Linked DNA regions of Homo sapiens: region 2 is linked to region 1. A link is a loop called in an ENCODE intact Hi-C map of the cell type or tissue named here. Cell type or tissue: CD14-positive monocyte. All regions are shown on one strand. Each heading gives the region's core, and the rest is flanking DNA. Links, peaks and the distances in the headings are about the cores only.

Evidence for each region. Peaks named below come from ENCODE experiments on the same cell type or tissue, not always from the same donor. Only the 100,000 strongest peaks of a DNase experiment are listed, where the experiment ranks them.
Region 2: a loop joins it to region 1, with 2.2 times the contacts of the local background. A loop is called at or near these places in 12 of 110 quality-filtered maps.

Annotation. Positions count from the first base shown.
Region 1 is chr12:124,663,877-124,674,173 of GRCh38, forward strand. No RefSeq gene overlaps it. Among named protein-coding and RNA genes, the nearest start is that of NCOR2, 100 kb to the left of the region's middle. RefSeq lists enhancers at 2,792-2,961, 9,864-10,297. In CD14-positive monocyte, for the core only: no CTCF peak of the experiment used is centred there; DNase peaks (open chromatin) are centred at 4,915 and 5,565; H3K4me3 peaks cover 584 bases; H3K27ac peaks cover 2,169 bases.
Region 2 is chr12:124,578,136-124,588,432 of GRCh38, forward strand. No RefSeq gene overlaps it. Among named protein-coding and RNA genes, the nearest start is that of NCOR2, 16 kb to the left of the region's middle. RefSeq lists an enhancer at 5,768-6,062 and a silencer at 5,789-5,958. In CD14-positive monocyte, for the core only: no CTCF peak of the experiment used is centred there; DNase peaks (open chromatin) are centred at 3,546 and 4,086; H3K4me3 peaks cover 833 bases; H3K27ac peaks cover 972 bases.

The DNA.
Region 1 (10,297 bases), core at 1,578-9,577:
AACCACCGGGATGCACACAGGGTCCCTGTGTGAGGCTTTCTCCTTCCTGAGCAGCCTCCATCTCCGGGGGTGGGCCCGGGGCCGCAAGTGGAGGGGCCCCCACGCCACGTTTTGTGGCTGAGCTGAGGCTTCTGCCCTCGCAGCTGGGCTGACCTCCTGCAGGCCGGCCTCAGTCTAAACAAGGGCCGAGTGTGTTTTTCCAGGCGAGGATTGGGCTGGGGTTTGCCCGGGAGCCTGGTTCAGACAGGAGCCCTTTGAAGGCAGGATGAATTGAGACAATGTCTCCTTCCAGCTGAGGGCAGGCAGGGGCCAGAGCAGGAGTAGCCTTCCAGAAGGCCTCTTGTCCAGGGATAAGGAGGGTGTGGGAAGGGGAGCTTAGCCTCTGGGCCACCACCGGGCCTGAATGACATCGTCATCTAACAATCCAGCAACTGCGGCAGCGACGAATTCTCGCAGCCTTTGCCAAAGCAAGCCTCGTGCAGGAGCAAGTGACAGGAGGTGGTCCCAGACGAGTATCTCTTTTATTTTTAATAATTATGCATGTATTTAATGTATACTAGAAAAATATAGTTAGCCCATCCCATTAATGTCCCAGGTTGCATTGCTTCATGCAAGGTGACATCTCAAAATTTAAAAAGGAGGTTATTGGAAACTACCTGTATGTCCATCAGAGGTAAATGGATAAATGAATTGTGGTACATCCTTACAGTGGAAAACTACACAGCAATGAAAAAGCCCATCCTGATCCACATACCAGCATGGAGCCACAGCTATTATGTGGGCTGGTGACAGGTCCTTCTCTTAAAAGAGGGAGAGGCTGAGCTTGGGCCCAGCACGGGGACCCAGCACCGATGCTGTTCTAAGGCTCCACCCCTCCTGGCCTGTCTCTATATCAAGCCAGTTTTCCCCCAAAATGTGCCTAATCACTTCTTATCTCACTGTTGCAATTCTGGTTTGGATGACCTCACTTCTCACTTGGCTCCCCTGGCCCAGCCTATGGCCTCTTCACACACTGCCCTTCCACACTGCACAGATTCATCTTCCTAAACTGCTGCTCTGATTGAGACTCCCCCGACCCCACTGCCGTGACTCAAGCACCTTCGATGGCCCCCTATTACCCAGAAAATAAATATCAAACGCCTCAGTGTGGTATTTCACAATCCCAGGACCTTCTGAGCTGGCTTCAGTCCTATATGGTATACCAGCAACAGCAGCAAATTGGCTATTTCCTGACTGTGTCCCACAAGTTCTCTCCTCTCGATCTTCTCCTTCTACCTGGGATACCTTTTCTATAACCTCAACTCTAAAAGTCTCTTTTCCTTTGAAGGTGCAGCTTTAAATGCTACTTCCTCCTTGCTAGTGAGAATGAAACACATCTCTTCCCTCGTTTTACTGCCTGTCTCTCCAAGAATGCCCTTATCATTTTTCTTGGACCATGGTGATTCGACTCCCAATCTCAGGGGATCAAGATTTTAAAATAGTCACTCAAAAAGAGCAATGCTTAACCCAGAGGAATGAGGCTCTGATGGTGACATTTTAGGCACCCATGCCTGGTAGAAGAAGGCACCATGTTGATCAGGGAGGCCTTCCCTGGAAAGCACCTACACCAAAGGCCACAGACTCCAGCAATTGGAGTCTGAGGGGAGACGCTGTGAGCTGATATCAGGGAGGTTGTCTTGGAAAAGGGATAATTGATCTGGGCCTTGAAGGTAGATGGCACTCAGGGAAGTGGCATGGTTCTGGGGAAAGAATTTAGAATTTGTGGACTCAGATAGGTCTGGGCTCAAATTCCTTTTCTGCATTTTTTTTGAGACAGGGTCTTGCTGTGTCACCCAGCCTGGAATGTAGTGGTGCAATCACAGCTCACTGCAGCCTCAAGCTCCCTAGGCTCAAGTGACTCTCCCACTTCAGCCTCCCAGGTTGCTGAAACTGCAGGCACAGGCTGCCACACTCACTTAATTTTTTTTCTTTAATTTTGTAGAGATGGGGTTTTGTCATGTTGCCCAGGCTGCTCTCAAACTCCTGGGCTCAGGCGAGCCTCTCGCCTCGGCCCTGCAAAGTGCTCGGATGAGACTTTGGCTATCATAGAAGCCCCAACTCAAACTGCCTTCAACTAAAAGGAAAAGTTATTAGTTCTTGTAATGGTAAATTCCGAGGTAGTGCTGGCCTCAGGTATGGCTGAATCCAGGGGCCCAAGCAATGGCCTCAGAATGCACAGTTGTTTGTGTCCATATTGGCTTCCTCCTCAGTCATGCCCTGCCTTCACCACGGAAATGGTATCCCAGCAGGCACAGCTAAACATGCTCAATCAGTCCAGATTCTCACTTCCCAACTGTTCCTGCAACAGTCCTGGGATACCTCTTACTGGACAGAATTGGATCATTCAATGACCCCTGAACCAATCACTGAGGCCAGAGGTTTGGAAAATTTGGATTGGCGGAGCCTTAGTCACATGCCCATCTCTGGACCAATGGGGAGAACCAGTTCAACACAAACCACATGGTCTGAGGTGAGTGAAGGGCTGTCTCCAAGTAAACTAGAGGGGCTGTGACCAGAAGGGGCAACTGATGTCCAATAAAGTTACTGAACAACTGTGGGACTTTGTACAGGTACCTTAAGCATTCTGATGCCCAGACCCCTTGTTCGTAAGACGGGAAAATGACAGACTCACCCAAGGGGAGCTGTAGCTAGTTGTGTGATGATGTTCATGAAAACAGCTGGCATACTATAGGAGCCTAATAATGGCCCACAGCTTCAGAAGCTGGGCTGGAATTAGAGCAGAGAAGCAGGAAGGATGGAAGTGGCTGTGTTTTCCAAGATGGCTACAAATTCTTCCATCCCACAAGCTCTTTTTACAATGTGAGGTGGGCACTCCTGCTATTGGGAGCTGGGAGTTATGTCCCTCCCCTTGCCCAGGGCTGAGACTACAATGGAAGGGAAACTGGGGAACTTCTGAGACTGTTATAGGAGGTGTTATGGCTTCCTCCTGGCCCTCTTGGGAAATTTTTTTTCTGGAGCACCATGTTGTAAGGAAGCCCAAGTCACACGTGGAGGCTCTGGCCCCCAGCTGAGGTTCCACCTGGCAGTCACATATCAACTATCAAATAGTGACTGCCAGACATGTGGGTTGAGATAACCTCAGCCCCAGTCCCCATGTGACTGCAACCACATGAGAGGCCCCACGCCAGAACCGCCTAGCTGAGCCCAGTCAACATCGGAACCATGACATAACAATAAAATCATTGCTATTGTTTCATGCTGCTAAGTTTTGGGGTAACTCCTTACACAGCAACAGATACCTGGAAAGGGGAACATGGAAGGATTGTATGCAGAGGCTATGATGGGAGGTTATGGTGGCCTGATTTCATCACAGGATCTGTCTCCAGATCTCACTGGTTCACAAGCCGGGTAATCCCAGTGTGTACAAAAGAGAAAAAGAAGAGGCTGTGCCTGAGCTCCCTGAGCCACACACAGCCCTGTGCCCACAGCCCTGTCCAGAAGTGGACTCATTCACACCATCAGGCCCCGGCTGTGAATTTCTCAGGACAAAGGGGTAGCCCCACAGCTGTCGGGGCAAACCTCCTTCGACGCTCTCCAACAGCTCAGGCCAGCCCATTTCTCACTGACTTGTGGATGGAACGTGTCACCTTCAGAGGAAGGGGGCAAAATAAACCTTTGAAGGTGAGCTTGCTAAATGCTTGCGTAGTGAGGCCCCTGCATCTCCTTTTGCCGAGACTGGGGGAGGCTGAATGGCACCAGGCCCTGTCTCTCAGCCCCGCTCAGCCCCATCCCTCTAGTTCAGTCCTGTGGGACCGCCCGATCCTTGTGCAGCCCAGCTACACCAGCAGGTCGCCGAATGTGGATTGTATCCGGGTGGCATCTACACAGATCAGAAGGTAGTTCAGATAATGGGATCCTTTGAAGCAGTCGATGAAACATTCCACTCCAGACCTCAAAAGCCCAGGTGGCTGCCTGCCCCAGGCATTCAGGTGTCACTGCGCGGCTCCTGCCCCACCTCCTTGAACCACCCATGGGAACAGCCTCTGCCTTTTCCTTGCTGAACTGCTATTTGCTCACTTTAAAAACAAATACTCACTTTCTCTGTAGGCAAATAAATGGACGTAAAGAGGAAAGCTCAGATCACCCCCTAATCGGAAAGCCGATATCACTTACCGGAAGAGTAGGTGATGGTGAAAGTGAACACAGAGAAACAAAAGGTGTCACCCAAGTCTGCTTTCTGTCCTGCTGCCTGAGGAAGGTTTTCAATGGAAACCGTTTCCGGCTGTTGTGAAGGAAGCTCTGCCAACCTTACTCAGCGAGGTGTCAAAGACATCTCAGCACCCGTGGAGAGTTTCTCCCTGGAGTTGGCGGAAGAATAGAAAAAAAAAAAAAAAAAAGGAGTGGTTTTCTTGCTGTTTCATATTATTTAATGCTGTGCCTACATCCATTCCAGGTCTTCCCAACCACTTGAGGGAAACCCCAAATTATGATGATAGCAAATGCTTGCACAGGGCTTGGGTACCTCCAAGAGCATTATACGCACTACCTCATTTAATCCTTATAGTAGATACTGTTATCAGTATCACATGGGGCACAGAGAAGTAGTGCATCTGAGGTCACACAGCCAGTGAGTGGTGAAGCTGGGATTTGAACCCAGTTCTCTAGCTTGAGTCTGTGCTCCTAACCATGCAGCATGCTGCCATCTGAGAAGCACAGGTTTACACCCATCAGGCTCTGGATAACTGCCCAGAGTCTCTGTCCTAGAGTGAAAAATGCCCCCTGCCCACAGTTTATGTCACTCCCCGGTACCTACGAATGTGACCTCTGGAAATAGGGTCCTTGCAGACGTGATCAACTGAAGATGAAGTCATACTGGATTGGAGTGGATCCTTATAAGAAGGAGGAAGTTTGGACAGAGACATGCAGGGAAAAGCCACGTGACCACAGAGGCAGAGATTAGAGTGTGGTAGCCACAGCTAAGGACTGCCAACGATGCTGGCAACCACCAGAAGCTGGAAGGGGCCGGGAAGTATCCTCCCCAACAGCCTTCAGAGAGAGTATGGCCCTGCTGCCACCCAAACGTTGAGGGAACACGATTCCTATTGTTTTTAGCCACAAAGTTTAGGATGCTTTGTTCCAGCAGTGGCGGAAAACTAACAGTCTTCTTGGCCTGTGTTTGGGGGCACATGTCTCCCACAGGAACAAGTGCCCCCTGGGAAGGGGTCTGGAGTTAGCTGAACTGTAGGAAGTCTGTTGTTTTTTCTTAGAAAAGCTGAATTTTCACCTTTCCCCATCTGCTCAGAGATCTGCAGAAACAGCCTTACCTTCCCATTGGCTTCTGTTGCTGTGTCACTTTGGCCAAGTGTCTTAACCTCTCTCTGATTCTCATAGTGGATTTTGCAAGCACATAGATGGTATGAGTTTGTTCTCACACTGCTATAAAGATATGCCTGAGACTGAGTAACTTATAAAGGAAAGAGGTTCAATTGACTCACAGTTCTGCATGGCTGGGGAGGACTCAGGAAACTTACAGTCATGGCAGAAGGCAAAGGGGAAGCATGAAAGGACTCAGGAAACTTACAGTCATGGCAGAAGGCAAAGGAGAAGCATGAAACCTTCCTCACGAGGCGGCAGAAGGAGAATGAATACAGCGGGAACTACCAAACACTTATAAAACCATCAGATCTCGTGAGAACTCACTCACTCTCACGAGAACAGCATGGGGAAACTGCCCCCGTGATTCAATTACCTCCACCTGGTCTCTCTCCTGACACGTGGGGATTATGGGGATTCAAGATGAGATTTTGGGTTGGGACGCAAAGCCTAACCATATCATAGACCTAGAACACCTGCCCCTGGGAGGCAGCTGTTATATCTCCGTGGATTAAGGTTTCAGGAACTTTTATGGAATTGCCAAATGTTTTCTTTATTTAAGCTGGGCTAAGGATATGGTTTCTAAAGCTTTTTTTTTTTTCTCATCGTCATCTGAAATTCTCTTATTTATTGGTTTGTTTGTTTATAGTCTGTCTAGACCCATGTTGGCTGATGGAACTTTCTGTGATGATGGAAATATGGCTATCAAGCACTTAAAATGTGGCTGGTACCACTAAGGAACTGAATTTGTAATTTTATTTAATCTAAATGTAAACAGACACATGGATTAGTTTCCTGTAGCTGTGTAACAAATAATTAAAAAGGTAGTGGCTTAACACATTTTATTCTCTTATAGTTCTGGAGGTCACAGGTCTGCAATGGGTCACACCTAAAAGCAAGGTGTTGGCGAGGCTGCATTTATTCCTGGAGGCTCTAGGAGAGCCTCTGTTTCCTTGCCTTTTCCAGCTTCTAGAAATCTCCTGCATTCCTTGGCTTGTGGCCTCACATCACTCTGACATCTGCTTCCACAGTCACAGCTCCTCTGACTCTGACCCTCCTGCCTCCCTCTTATAAAGATCCTTGTGATGACCTTGGGCCCACCTGGATCATCCAGGAACATCTCCCATCTCAAGATTCTTAATTAAATCACATCTGTAAAGCCCCCTTTGCTGTATCAGGACACATATTCACAGGTCCCAGGGCTTAGGACCTGGACATCCTGTGGGCCATGGTTCCATCTCCCACTGCATGGGGCTAGGGGCTACTGTATCCAACAGACAGATCCGGACTGGACTGTCATTTCCTAGGGAAACTGCTTCTGTCTTAATCGCCATTGTGCCCTGCGTCAGGCACACAGTAGGTGCTCAATTAATGTGTTCAATTAATGAAATTCGAACATTGCTTCTACAACATGTTTGCTGAACAACATGTTGGATTTAAATTCTGAGTCTGAGCTAAACTTTGCAAAATGGAGACAGTTGTCATGCTGCCTTTAGCCTGGGCCTTGGGCACTGGTTCTGTTCCCTGTTCTGCTGTGTGATTTTAAGCAAGCCTCTGCACCTCTCCGGGCGTCAGCTTCCCCATCTGTACAAAGAGCCGGGAGGGAGGAAGCCAGACGCTGTGAACCACCTGCAAACAGCCTCGGGGGGCAGAGAAAACTGGGACGCAGAAGCCATGGGGCAGGCCCATGGGCGAGGCCTTGAGGGAGGCGAGCAGTCCACCCCAAAACTAAAAGCGTATTTCAGAAAAATGGTGTGGGAGACCAGGAGGGAGACTTTCTGAGCCACCTGGGGAAAAGAACTTGGGGGCCCGGACTGGGGTTAGAATCAGTGACTCCAATGCTCTGCTATCTGCCCGGATAGTTCTCCCAAGCCATCTCCATCTCTGACCCTACGCGTCCTTCAAGACCCAGTTCAAATGGCCCTTTCTTAAGGCAACCTTCCTTGACTCCCCCAACCCACCTCTGACCCACAGGAAGAGCTCAGGGTCTTCAGGCCTCCGCAGAAGCTGTGCCGCCCCCATCGCAGTCGAGAGATGTTAAGTGGCTTGCCCCAAGTCACACATGCCAGTGAGTGGCAGATCTGGGATGTGAACCCAGGTCATCTGGCTCCAACGTCTGTGCTCTTACTGGGCTATGTACGCACATTCACCACGCACACAACACACACATGAAACACAGGCACATCCCTAATCACACACGACACACACACAAAACACATGCACATCCCTAATCACACACGTACCTGGACACACACACACATTCATCCTAATACACACATGTACCTGCACAAACACTCATCCTAATACACACATGTACCTGGACACACACACACATTCATCCTAATACACACATGTACCTGCACAAACACTCATCCTAATACACACGTACCTGCATACACACACACACACTCATCCTAATACATGTACCTGCACACACACATCCTAATACACACATGTACCCGCACACACACACACACTCATCCTAATACATGTACCTGCACACACACATCCTAATACACACATGTACCTGCACACACACACACTCATCCTAATACACACAAGTACCTGCACACACACATTCATCCTAATACACACATGTACCTGCACACACACACATCCTAATACACACACGTACCTGCACACACACACACTCATCCTAATACATGTACCTGCACACACACATCCTAATACACACATGTACCCGCACACACACACACTCATCCTAATACATGTACCTGCACACACACATCCTAATACACACATGTACCTGCATACACACACACACTCATCCTAATACACACAAGTACCTGCACACACACACTCATCCTAATGCACACATGTACCTGCACACACACACTCATCCTAATATACACATGTAACTGCACACACACAGTAATCCTAATGCACACATGTACCTGCACATTCATCCTAATACATGCATATACCTGCGCACACGCACACACACACTCATCCTATTACACACATGTACCTGCACACACATCCTAATACACACATGTACCTGCAAACACACAGCCATTCATCCTAATACACACATGTACCTCCACACACACACTCATACTAATTCACACATGTACCTGCAAACACACATCCTAATACACACGTACCTGGAAACACACACACATTCATCCTAATACACACATGTACCTGCACACACGCACATCCTAATACACACATGTACCTGCAAACACACACACATTCATCCTAATACACACACGTACCTGCACACACACACATCCTAATACACACATGTACCTGCAAACACACACCCATTCATCCTAATACACACATGTACCTCCACACACACACTCATACTAATTCACACATGTACCTGCACACACACACATTCATCCTAATACATGCACGTAACTGCCCACACTCATCCTGATACACACGTGTACCTGCACACACACACATTCATCCTAATACACACATGTACCTGCACACACACATTCATCCTAATACACACATATATCTACACACATACACTCATCCTAATACACGCACGTAACTGCACACACACATTCATCCTGATACACACATGTACCTGCACATGCACATGAGGTACACATCTTTAAGACATGAATATACATGCACATATACACATAGCCACACAGACGCAACACACATGCATATCCAACTACACACACCCATATGTAGATGCACACACAGACACCTCTGCATTAACACAGACTCTGTCTCACACCCATTACAGCCACACCCCACACACCCATGTGTATACACACATGGGCATACACTTGTGCATGCATATTCCTTCACACATTCATGTACACATGCATATATACATTCACCCCACACACATATACATCTATGCATGGCATATGACACATGACATATTCACACATCCTACACTTGCCCACACATCCATATACACACACATATGCACACATGCACATAAGTACACACATATATACACATGACATACACACGAAACATACTCTTTTTTTGAGACAAGGTCTCACTTTGTTGCCCAGGCTGGAGTGCAGTGGCACAATCACAGCTCACCACAGCCTCGACCTCCTGGGCTCAAGCAATCCTCCCACCTCAGCCTCCTGAGTAGAGAGGACTACAGGTACACACCACCATGCCTGGCTAATTTAATGTTTGTAGAGTCTGGGTCTCGCTCTGTTGCCCAAGTTGGTCTCAAACTCCTGGCCTCAAGCAATTCTCCTGCCTTGGCCTCCCAAAGCACTGGAATTACAGGTGTGAGACACTATGCCTGGCCCCATACTCATATTATTTTGTATGTGTGACCAGGTGACACATATGTATGCATATATGTGCACACACACACACATCTAGACCAGATGCTGGCCTCCTAGCATAAGCTTGTTCACCTGCACACACAAATATTATCTACTGGCCCAGCACACACCCACCCACAGGTGTGCACACACAGATGTGTGCGAAGACCACGCATGCACACACCTTGTGTAGGGGCTATACCTAAACATAAAATCTGCGGAAACACCACTGGAACAGCATGCATAGGCACATAAAACGTGTGTGTCCAAATATTCACTTGTACTATGTACTCAGTCACAAAGAGAAAACCATGTAACTCCAATATGTGAACCAGGAAATCTCCTAATTCTGTTTTCCTGTATGCATGCCCAGATATGCATGTGCACACACAAGACATGCCCAGATCCTTCTGCTCCCACTGTCTGTCCCCTATGCCCTCCCTCCCCACCCTCTCCTCTACGCACTCAGTGTGTTGATGAGGCCTAGGGGCAGACAGCAATGCCCTCTGGTCCTGAATGACCTCAAGGAAGAGGAACGGAGCAGCTGCCTGGCCTCGCCTGCTGGGAAGGGGGACAGCAGGCAGCACAGTGGGAGTTCTGGGAGGACAGCGGAGTCCAACCCCAGCCCTGGGCTCAACCCC
Region 2 (10,297 bases), core at 1,025-9,024, 86 kb before region 1:
CCCCAGGCCTCAGGAGGAGAGGCCTGCAGGGGCGGGGCCGAGACAAGCCTGGGCAGGGAGAAGGGAAGGGAGCCCGTCTGTGCCTGTAGCCTGGGCAGGGAGAAGGGAAGGGAGCCCGTCTGTGCCTGGAAACCAATTTGCTCTGGCAGCGCTGTGGAAGAAAAATTCCACGCATGTCCCCGCGAGCCCTTCGAAGCTCTTCGTGGAAAGGCACACACTGCAGTCTTGGAGTGCATCCTGCTCTTAGGGCCTCTGGGGGCCAAGTCAAGCCGATGAAGGGTGTGCGATGTGGGTGGATCAGGCCTGGGAGGCTCCAGCGCGGCCTCTCCAAAGCCACCCATCCCATGATCTTTCCTACCTTCCCCATACCTCAGTTTCCTTTCTGTTATATGGGTGTCCTGTGAGCCCCTTCCTCACGGGGTGGCCGTTAGAATTAAATGGGATCCTGGGTGTAAAGCCTTAGCACAGTGCCAGGCCATATAGATGTCAGCCACAAGGGGAGGTGTGGGCGTGGGCCAGGAGAAACCCGGGAAGACTTCCTGGCAAAGGCAGAACTGGTGCTGAGACTGGCTAATCACTGCAAAGGCTGCCTGGGCTATTCCAACCTGCCCAGTTCATGCTCAGACTTCTGGAATCTGCAAGAACCTTTGGAAGGAGACACGATTATCAGCCCCATGGTATTACTCTCCTGTCGCTGCTGTAATGAATTAAGCCAAACGTGGTGGCTGAAAACAGTACAGATTCATTACCTTACAGTTCTGGAAGTCAGCAGTCTGAAGTGGCTCCTGGAGAGATGGAATCAAGGTGCCAGCAGGGCTGTGTTCCTCTTGGAGGATCTGAGGGAGAATCTATTTCCTCACCTTTTCCAGCTGCCAGAGGCTGGTGGCCTCGCCTCACTCCAATCTCTTCTTCCATCGCTGCATCTCCTCCCCAACTCTGACCTCCTGACTCCCTCTCACAAGGAAGCTTGTGATTACACTGGGCCCACCCGGATAATCCAGGATCATCTCCCATCTCAAAATCCTTTACTTAATCACCTCTGCAAAGCCCCTTTGCCATGTAAGGTAGCAGATTCACAGATTCTAGAAATTAGGATGGGGACATCTCTGGAGCTATTATTCCACCCAGCAGATCCGTCTCATGCATAAGAAAAACAAAGGTGAGAAGCCAGAGGGAAAGCTTGAGATCACCTGACTCAAGAGGGGAGCGTTGGCTTCGAACCCAGTCTGTCCAACTTCAAAGCCTGCAGTTGCCGTCATTTCAGGATTCCCGCTTTTCCCATGCGTATTGTCTGAACCTGCATTTGGGGGCTCCAGCCACTGCCTCATCAGTTCATCTTAATTGAGCACCTATTATGTACCAGGTAATGTTCCAGGCACCAGGGATACAGTGGTCACCAAGCCAGGAGAACTTCCCTGTCTGCACAACGCTCATAGTCACTCAATCACATCCATTATGAGGCAAGTCACAGAAACCTCAGCTCAAATCAACGTAAGCAATGAGGTCATTTATCATTTCACATAGCAAGAAATTAGGAGGAAGGGTGGTTCTGGGTTTGGTTAGATTGAGTGCCATTGTCAGGGATCTCCCGGTTCTTTCCATCTTTCTGGTTTCCTCCCCTCAGATTGGTTCTCATCCCAAATTTCCTCATGACCACAAAATAGCTGCCACTGCTCCAGCTAATATATCCAGGCACAACATTCAGTGCAGGAAGAACAAGAGCCCTTTCCCCAAAGCCCACTGCAGCCCTTTACTCATATCTCATTGGCCAGGATTGGGTCCCATGCCCACAGCTTGATTAGTCTCTGGCAAAGGAAACAGAATCACTGGCCTGGGACCAATCTGGATAGTCCCCTAGAGCTAAAGATGTGTCCCGATTTCCTGAGTCCCCTGGAGAGGCACAGGTCTCTCACTGAAATCAGGGTTCCCACAGCAAGAAAGAAGGGAATAATCACTTGGGCAGTAAATGGCCTGGGTTCAAATCCTAGCTCTGCCATATTCCCTATGAGTAGCTCTCTGGGCTTCAGTTTCCTTATCTGTAAAATGGGTATAGTAGCAGGACCTGGTTCATGGGGTTGTGGTGAGAATAAAATGAGTCAATGTGTGCAAAGCCCAGTGTGTGCAAAGCCGAGCTGTCAACAAAGCTCAGCTGTCATTATCTTTCCTAGGATCTTTCTCCGAGGGCAGGGCCCACAGTATGAATTCTCCTTCCATTGCCTGGACTGTAGAAGACTTTCGGTAGTTTCCCTCCACACCAAAAGGAAAATCTGCTCACAATGACCTCATTCCAAGAACTCCGTCCTAAAGGCTGGTTGGGGGAAGACTCAAGTGAGCCCTCTGCTCAGTGTCAATGGGGAGTTCCCATAGGTGGCCCAGGAAGGATGTGCCAAGAACAACAATAGTTTGGAAGTGCTCACTATGAGTTGGTGCTGGGCTAAGTGCTTGACACAAGGAAGCTCTCTCAGCCCTGTCCTGTCAGCCGCCATCAACAGTGAGGAAACAGAGACTCAGGAAAATAGAGCAGCGTGGCCTGAGTTACCCAGAGCAGGAGTGGAGGAAGCAAATAGGATCTGAACCCAGGTCTGGTGGGCCCCAAGGTTCAGCTCATGGATGGGTTCATGCGCCCCACATGAGGATTTAAACATCAGGCTATAGTAGGTGAACATATATGGCCTCTCCCACATACTGATGGCCAAGAAGCACACAAAAAGATGTCCAGCTGCATTAGTTATTAGAGAAATGCGAATCAAAACCCCGATGAGATAGCACCTCATGCCCACTAGGAAGGCTTTAATTCTTTTTATTTATTTATTTATTTGAGAAGGAGTCTCGATCTGTCGCCAGGTTGGAGTGCAATGGTGTGATCTCGGCTCACTGCAACCTCTGCCTCCCAGGTTCAAGAGAGTCTTCTGCCTCAGCCTCCCGAGTAGCTGGGACTACAGGCATGCGCCACCATGCCCAGCTAATTTTTGTATTTTCAGTAGAGACGGGGTTTCACCATGTTGGCCAGGATGGTCTCAATCTCTTGACCTTGTGATCTGCCCACCCTTAGCTTCCCAAAGTGCTGGGGTTACAGGCGTGAGCCACCGCACCCAGCTTAATTCTTTTTAAAAAGGGAAAATAACAAGTGTTGGTGAAGATGTGGAGAAACTGGAACCTTTGTGCATTTCTGGTGGGATTGTAAAATGGTACAGCCACTGTGGGAATAAGTGTGGCTGCTCTTTGAAAATTGAAACATAGAATCATCATATCCAGGAACTCCACTCCTCCGGGGTATATATCCAAGAGAACTGATAGCAGGGCCTCAAACAATTACTCATACCTCAAGGATCATGGCAGCATTATTCACCATGGCGGACGGGAAATGTCCATGGAAGAATGAATGGATACACAAATTGGAGTCCAGCCAAACACAAAGGCCACACCCCGCATGATTCCATGTACATGAAATGTGCAGAATAGGTGAACCCATAGAGACAGAAAGGAGATTCACGGCTACCAGCGGCTGGGGATGAGGGAGTGACTGTTCATGGGCATGAGGGGATTTTGGGGAAGTGACAGTGTTCTGGAACTAGATAGCGGTGGTGTTTGCGTGGCATCGTGAAGGTACCTAACGTCAGCGAACAGAATACTTTAAAATGGTAAAATGGCTGATTTTATATTATGTATATTTACCACAATTTAAAAGGAAGGAAGGAAGGAAGGAAGGCAGGCAGGCAGGAGAAGGAGGTAGGAGGGAGGGAAAGAGGGAGGGAGGAAGGAGGGAGGGAAGAAGGAAGGAAGGAAGGAGAAGGGAAGGGAAGGAAGGAAGGAGAAGGGAAAGGAAGGGAAAGTAGAAGGAGGTAGGAGGGAGGGAGGGAGGAAGGAAGGAGGCTTCTTTTGCAGAAATCAGGATCTGGCCACGCTGGGTCTTTCGCTGATCACAGCGGCCCCTGTCCAGCATTCCTGGCCCCAGTAAGCTTCTGGCGTTTCCAAAGGTGGCAGGAGACTGGGCAGCCGACATAGCAGGAGGGAACATCGCGCTCTGCCCTCCCCATCCCAAGCCCTCTGGCCTGGCCCTGCCCACAGGGTAAAGAGGGAAGTTCCAGGCTGGTGCTGCTGCTGCTGTGGCTGCCATCCCTTGTCCCTAAGTCTGGGCCCCAGGCCCTGGGTACAGCTCCCTTCCTCACCCTGCCAGGGCCCATGACCTCCTTCCGTCCTTTCAGGATTTTGCAGGAAGTGGAAGAGGCGTGTAGAAGGTGCCAGAGGACAGACAGGAAGCCAAGTGAGTCTCCCTCAGGGACAGGGGAGAGAGACTGCCCCGAAGGCTAAATGGGGAGGGGTGACCGAGGCCTGATGTGGATCCTGCCCTGGGGAGCTGCTGTGGGGGCCTGGGGATCCTGCTGCGCCCAGCTTGGATGAATGCACAGCTGGAGCTGGAGGCATGAACTCAGATTTCCCTCCCATCTCCCTGGGCTCCCTCTCAGCCTCTCTGCCTGCTTCTTGGGCATCTTCCCACCCTCGAAAGGTGGCACCCCCAGGGCTCAGGTGCTCTTCCAGACTCCTGTCTGTGCACAGGCGTCCGTCCATGTCTGCATCCATCCTGGAGCTTAAGTCAAGGGGATGGATGACTTTAGAACCCCAGTTGCAGCCCGGGCTCCTCTCGGGAACTCCAGACTCCAGATCCAACCACGGACAGGCCCACTTGCCTTGTCTGGTCAACAGGTGATGTGAACTCACCATGACCCAAACCACCTCTGCCCCCTCACGGCCTTCCCTGTCTCAGGGGAGGGCAGCTCCATCCTTCCTGACAATCAGGCCCAGAACCTGGAGCCAGGGTGGGGGTGGGGGTCTGGGGAGGGGGCTTCGGTCACTCCAGGGAGGACATGGGCCAGTGGTGGGCCCTGAGAGGGGCTAGAGAAGGCCAGGCCATTGGCGCATCAGGGGACGCAGGGACAGGGCAGGAGAGTCCTCGCCAGGCTCCAGGCCGCGCCATGAGGCCTCTGTAAGCCATCTTCTCACTTTCTTGGATACACATGAGTTTTTAATTTTGATGCGGTCCAATTTCCCTATTTCTTCTGTATGGTGGATGTTGTTGATTCTGTTTCGGAAATGAGGGAACTCAGGGTCAGAAAGACAAAGGGACTTGCCGGGCGCGGTGGCTCATGCCTGTAATCCCAGCACTTTGGGAGGCCGAAGGGGGCGGATCACGAGGTCAGGAGATCGAGACCATCCTGGCTAACACGGTGAAACCCCGTTTCTACTAAAAATACAAAAAATTAGCCAGGCGTGGTGGCGGGCGCCTGTAGTCCCAGCTACTCGGGAGGCTGAGGCAGGAGAATGGCGTGAACCCGGGAGGCGGAGCTTGCAGTGAGCAGAGATCGCGCCACTGCACTCCAGGCTGGGCGACAGAGCGAGACTTCGTCTCAAAAAAAAAAAAAAAAAAAAAGAAAAAGAAAGGCAAAGGGACTTTTTCTGGGATCACGAAGCTCAAAAGTAATCCAGTTGGGATTAGAACCCACATTTGTCCGTAAAACCCGAGACACCAGGAGCATCAGTGAAGGTGCTTTGGGCTGTAGGTGACAGGAAAACCCAGCCCACATGGCTTTAGCAATGAGACCTAGCGGCTCCCCATCAGGAATATCAGGGGCAGGGGGCTCCAGGCTGGCGGACCCAGCAGCTCAGTGACACCATCAAGGACCCAGGTTCTTTCCTCCTCTTTGATCTGCCATCTTCAGTGCTGACCCCACCTGTAGGCCGGGGAGCAAGAGGGAGGAGCATTTTCCGGAGTCACCTTCAGATAGTGCATCCATGAAATAACAGAGACCCTCCCGGACCATGGGTGTCCCCACGAGAAAAATTTATTCAGATGTCCCGCCCAGAAGATTTTCCCCACATCTTATTGGCCTGAATCGAGTCACATGCCCACGCCTGAACCAATCCCAGCACAGGGAGAATGGCTCACTCTCAGACCAATCAGGGTCCTCCCTGGAGTCCGTGGTAGCTCAGGGAGGCTCCCAGCAGGGTGAGAGAGGCCGAAACCCAACAAAATCAGGGTCTCTCCTGATTATCCCCTCCCCCAGTCTTTCCAGAAGTGCAACCTGAGGTGATTGTCAGTGACGAACTTTTTCATAGGTTTTGGATGAATCCTTTTAATAGTCATTAGTTTTTATCATAGTTATTCTGTTGGTGCAAAAGTAATGGCAGCTTTTGCAATTCCTTTTTTTTTTTTTTTTTTTTTTGAGACCGAATCTCACTCTGTTACCCAAGCTGGAGTGCAATGGCGAGATCTTGGCTCACTGCAACCTCCAACTCCTGGGTTCAAGTGATTCTCCCGCCTCAGCCTCCCACCTTAGCCTCCCGAGTAACTGGAATTACAGGTGCCTGCCACCACGCCTGGCTAAGTTTTGTATTTTTGTAGAGACGGGGTTTCACTATGTTGGCCAGGCTGGTCTTGAACCCCTGACTTCAGGTAATCTGCCTGCCTCAACCTCCCAAAATGCTGGGATTACAGGCGTGAGCCACCGTGCCCGGCCGCAATTACTTTTAATGGCAAAAACCGCAATTACTTTTGCACCAATCTTAATATTATAATCTTTTATTTGTGGCAAGTGATACTGATTTTCCTTTTTCTCTCTCTCTTTCTTCCTTCCTTCCTTTCCTTTCTTTCTTTCTTTCTCTCTCTCTCTCTCCCTCCCTCCCTCCCTCCCTCCCTCCCTCTCTCTCTCTCTCTCTCTTTCTTTCTTTCTTTCTTTCTTTCTTTCCAGGGTTTCATTCTGTCACCCAGGCTGGAGTGCTGTGGCGCCACCATAGCTCCCTGCAACCTCAATCTGCTGGTCCCGTCATCCTCCTGCCTCAGCCTCCTGAGTAGCTGTGACTACAGACGCATGCCTGCAGGCCCGGCTGATTAAAAAAAATTTTTTTGTAGAGATAGTGTTGCCCAGGCTATTCTTGAACTCCTGGGCTCAAGTGATCCTCCTGCCTCGGCCTCCCCAAGTGTTAAGATTATAGGCATGAGCCACTGTGCTCAGCCTAATTTATCTTTAATGATAGCTATATAATTTCCTTTTAAAAATAAGTTTAGGGCAAACAAAGATAAATCCTCACTCACTCACTTGGGAGTGTGAAATGGTCGAACCACTTCGGAAAACTGTATCTACTATATCTGAACATATGCCCACTTGATGACCCGCCAATTTCAATCCCATAATGCTAGCACTTTGGAAGGCCGAGGTGGGCACATTGCTTGAGTCCAAGAGCTCGAAAACAGTCTAAACAACATGGCAGAACCCCGTCCCTACAAAAAATACAAAAAATTAGCTGGGCACCTGTAGTCCTAGCTACTCAGGAGGCTGAGGTGAGAGGATCAGTTGAGCCAGGAGGTTGAGGCCGCAGTGAGCCATGATCGTGCCACTTGCAATCCAGCCTGGATGACAGAGCAAGACTTTGTCTAAAAACAAACAAACAACAACAACAACAACAAAAACCATGGGCAACGGGGTGGGCACAGGGTTACTCAGAACACTCCAGAATACAGACTCCCCAGATGCCCATCAACATAGATGGAGAGGCTGGATTCGGTGGCTCACGCCTGTAATCCCAGCGCTTTGGGAGGCTGAGGTGGGCGTATCACTTGAGCTCAGGAGTTGGAGACCAGCCTGGCCAACATGGAGAAACCCTGTCTCTACTAAAAATACAAAAATTAGCCGGGCGTGGTGGCGCGCACGTGTAATCTCAGCTACACAGTGGGGAGGCTGAGGCAGGAGAATCACTTGAACCCTGGAGGCGGAGGTTGAGATAGCACCACTGCACTCCAGCCTGGGTGACGGAGCGAGACTCCATCTCAAAAATAAATAAATAAATAAATAAAAATAAATAAAATAGATGGATAAATAAATTGTGGTTCTTTACACCGTGGAATCCCATTCAGCAATGAAAAAGAACAAACAACCTCTGCTATAACAACATGGATGAAGCAGCCACAAGAGTCTAAACTGTAAGAACCCATGGATCTAAATCCCAAAGCAGGCAAAACTGATCTGCAGTTAGAAGTCTTGCTGGGCAGGTTAGCTGGGCACGGTGGCTCACACCTGTAATCCCAGCACTTTTTGAGGCCGAAGCCAGCAGATCACCTGAGGTCAGGAGTTTGAGACCAGCCTGGCCAACATGGCGAAACCTCGTCTCTACTAAAAACATAAAAATTAGCCAGGTGTGGTAGTGGGCACCTGTAGTCCCAGCTACTCAGAAGGCTGAGGCAGGGAGAATTGCTTGAACCTGGGAGGCGGCGGAGGTTGCAGTAAGCGGGGATCCCACCACTGCACTCCACCCTGGGTGACAGAGCAAGATCCAGTCTCAAAAAAAAAACAAATGAAGTCAGGCTAGTACTGACCCTTCAGGGTTAGTGACTAAAAAGGGGTCTGGGTTAGGGGATCTTAAGGGGACATCTGGGAATGTTGTGTTTCTTGAATTGAGTCCTGGTCACACAGGTGTGATCGTTTCATGAAAATCCTTTAAGCCATACACTTCAGCCATACTTTTCTGTATGCATACCATACTTTAATAAAAACTGTTTTAAAGTGAAGTGATTTTAAGAAAAATGCTAGCCAAGCAACAGACCCGGCAGTGCACAGGTGTGTGGACATGCGAAGGGGCTTCAGGAATGACTGGAATCGGGACGCTGCCTATCCCGTCATTCTTGTCATGCCTATTTTTGGTGGTTGGAATCGCATGAGCAGCAAACACCTGTTGTTGATTTTGCAGGAGAGGCATGGAGAGCAGGTGCAGCAGAGAGAGCACTGTTTGCTTAGAGATGATTTCATAGAGCGCTGGATGGAAAGAAATCTGTCCTCAGTTGCTGGGGTGGCCTCTTGACACCCCCGCTCTTCGCAACAGCCTGGAGAAGACCCCACCCCGTCTCAGCAAATATGAGGCGTGTCTATCCTGCCACTCTCCACCCCAGGAGCAGGCATTGGTAATCCATCCCATCACTCTTGTCCACTGATTCCAGATAAAGCCTTTAATTCTTTGCAACAGAGTGTCGAAGGCAATAGATGCCAAAGGTTGAAGCTATTACGGTTTTGTTTTGTTTTTTTCTGAGACAGGGTCTCACTCTGTTGTCCAGGCTGGAGTACAGTGGCACCATCTCAGCTCACTGCAACCTCTGCCTCCTGGGCTCAAGCAATTCTCCTGCCTCAGCCTCCCAAGTAACTGAGACTACGGGCATGTGCCACCACCGCTGGCTAATTTTTATGTTTTTAGTAGAGACAGGGTTTTGCTATGTTGCCCAGGCTGGTTTTGAACTCTTGGACTCAAGCAATCCTCCCTCCTCAGCCTCCCCAGGTGCTGGGATTACAGGTGTGAGCCGCCACACCCAGAAGCAGCTAGTAATTGATGACACTTGCTTTACATTCCAGACCTAGATGTCTTCCCCTGCCTTCATTGGGAGGGTGCTGAGCCACGGGTTCCACCTCTGCCAAAGGCACACCTAGGAGACTCCTCATGTCCAGCTGAGAAGAGGGGGACACCTCCTGTCTGAGACTGCAGCTCACACTGCTGCATGCTTCCTGGACACCATCTCTCTGACCTTGGTCGCATCTGCCTAGCCTGCAGCTACGTTCTCTGACCTCCAGCTCTTCCTCTTTCTCCCCTCGGTAATACCAAAGTCTCAAGAACACAGCCCTCACTTCTAGACAGAAAGGCCTCACCAGGACCCACCTGTGTGGCCCAGGTGTGACCTCATGTACAAACACATCTCCCAAAATCACCATCTCGTCATCATGGATCCTAGTACTATCCATGAGTTAACTCTCATTTCTGTGTTAATCGGGGGTGCAGCACATTTTGGTGCAGATTCATTGTGGCTTTGGGGTGCCATTTGGGACTCTCCCCCATGCACAATGTGTGCCTATCTCATCAAATTAAATTAGGCTTGTTTTGGCCTGGCCAGTGTCCATTCCTTCTTTTCCGGATAATAGCATCTCAGTTTTCCATGGGGAACATTTCCTCTCCCACACACTAAATGAAATCATATCTGACATGACTTGTATGGAGGATATGACCCAACCCAGCAGAAACATAGTGACTGGCTCAAGGGTGGCCATAAGATCCAGCTGGGCTGATCAGAGTTGGCCCGGACAACTGAGCTATCAGTCATGAGGTGACCCCTTTCTGCTGTTACCAAAGTGATAAGAGGTCATCTAAGAGCTGTTGGGACCATCTTTCCTCCATTTGAGGAAATCCAGCCCTAGAATGAAGCCAACACCAGGAAAAGCAGATCCAACGTACAACAGGATACAGGTTCCCAATGATGTCATTTAAG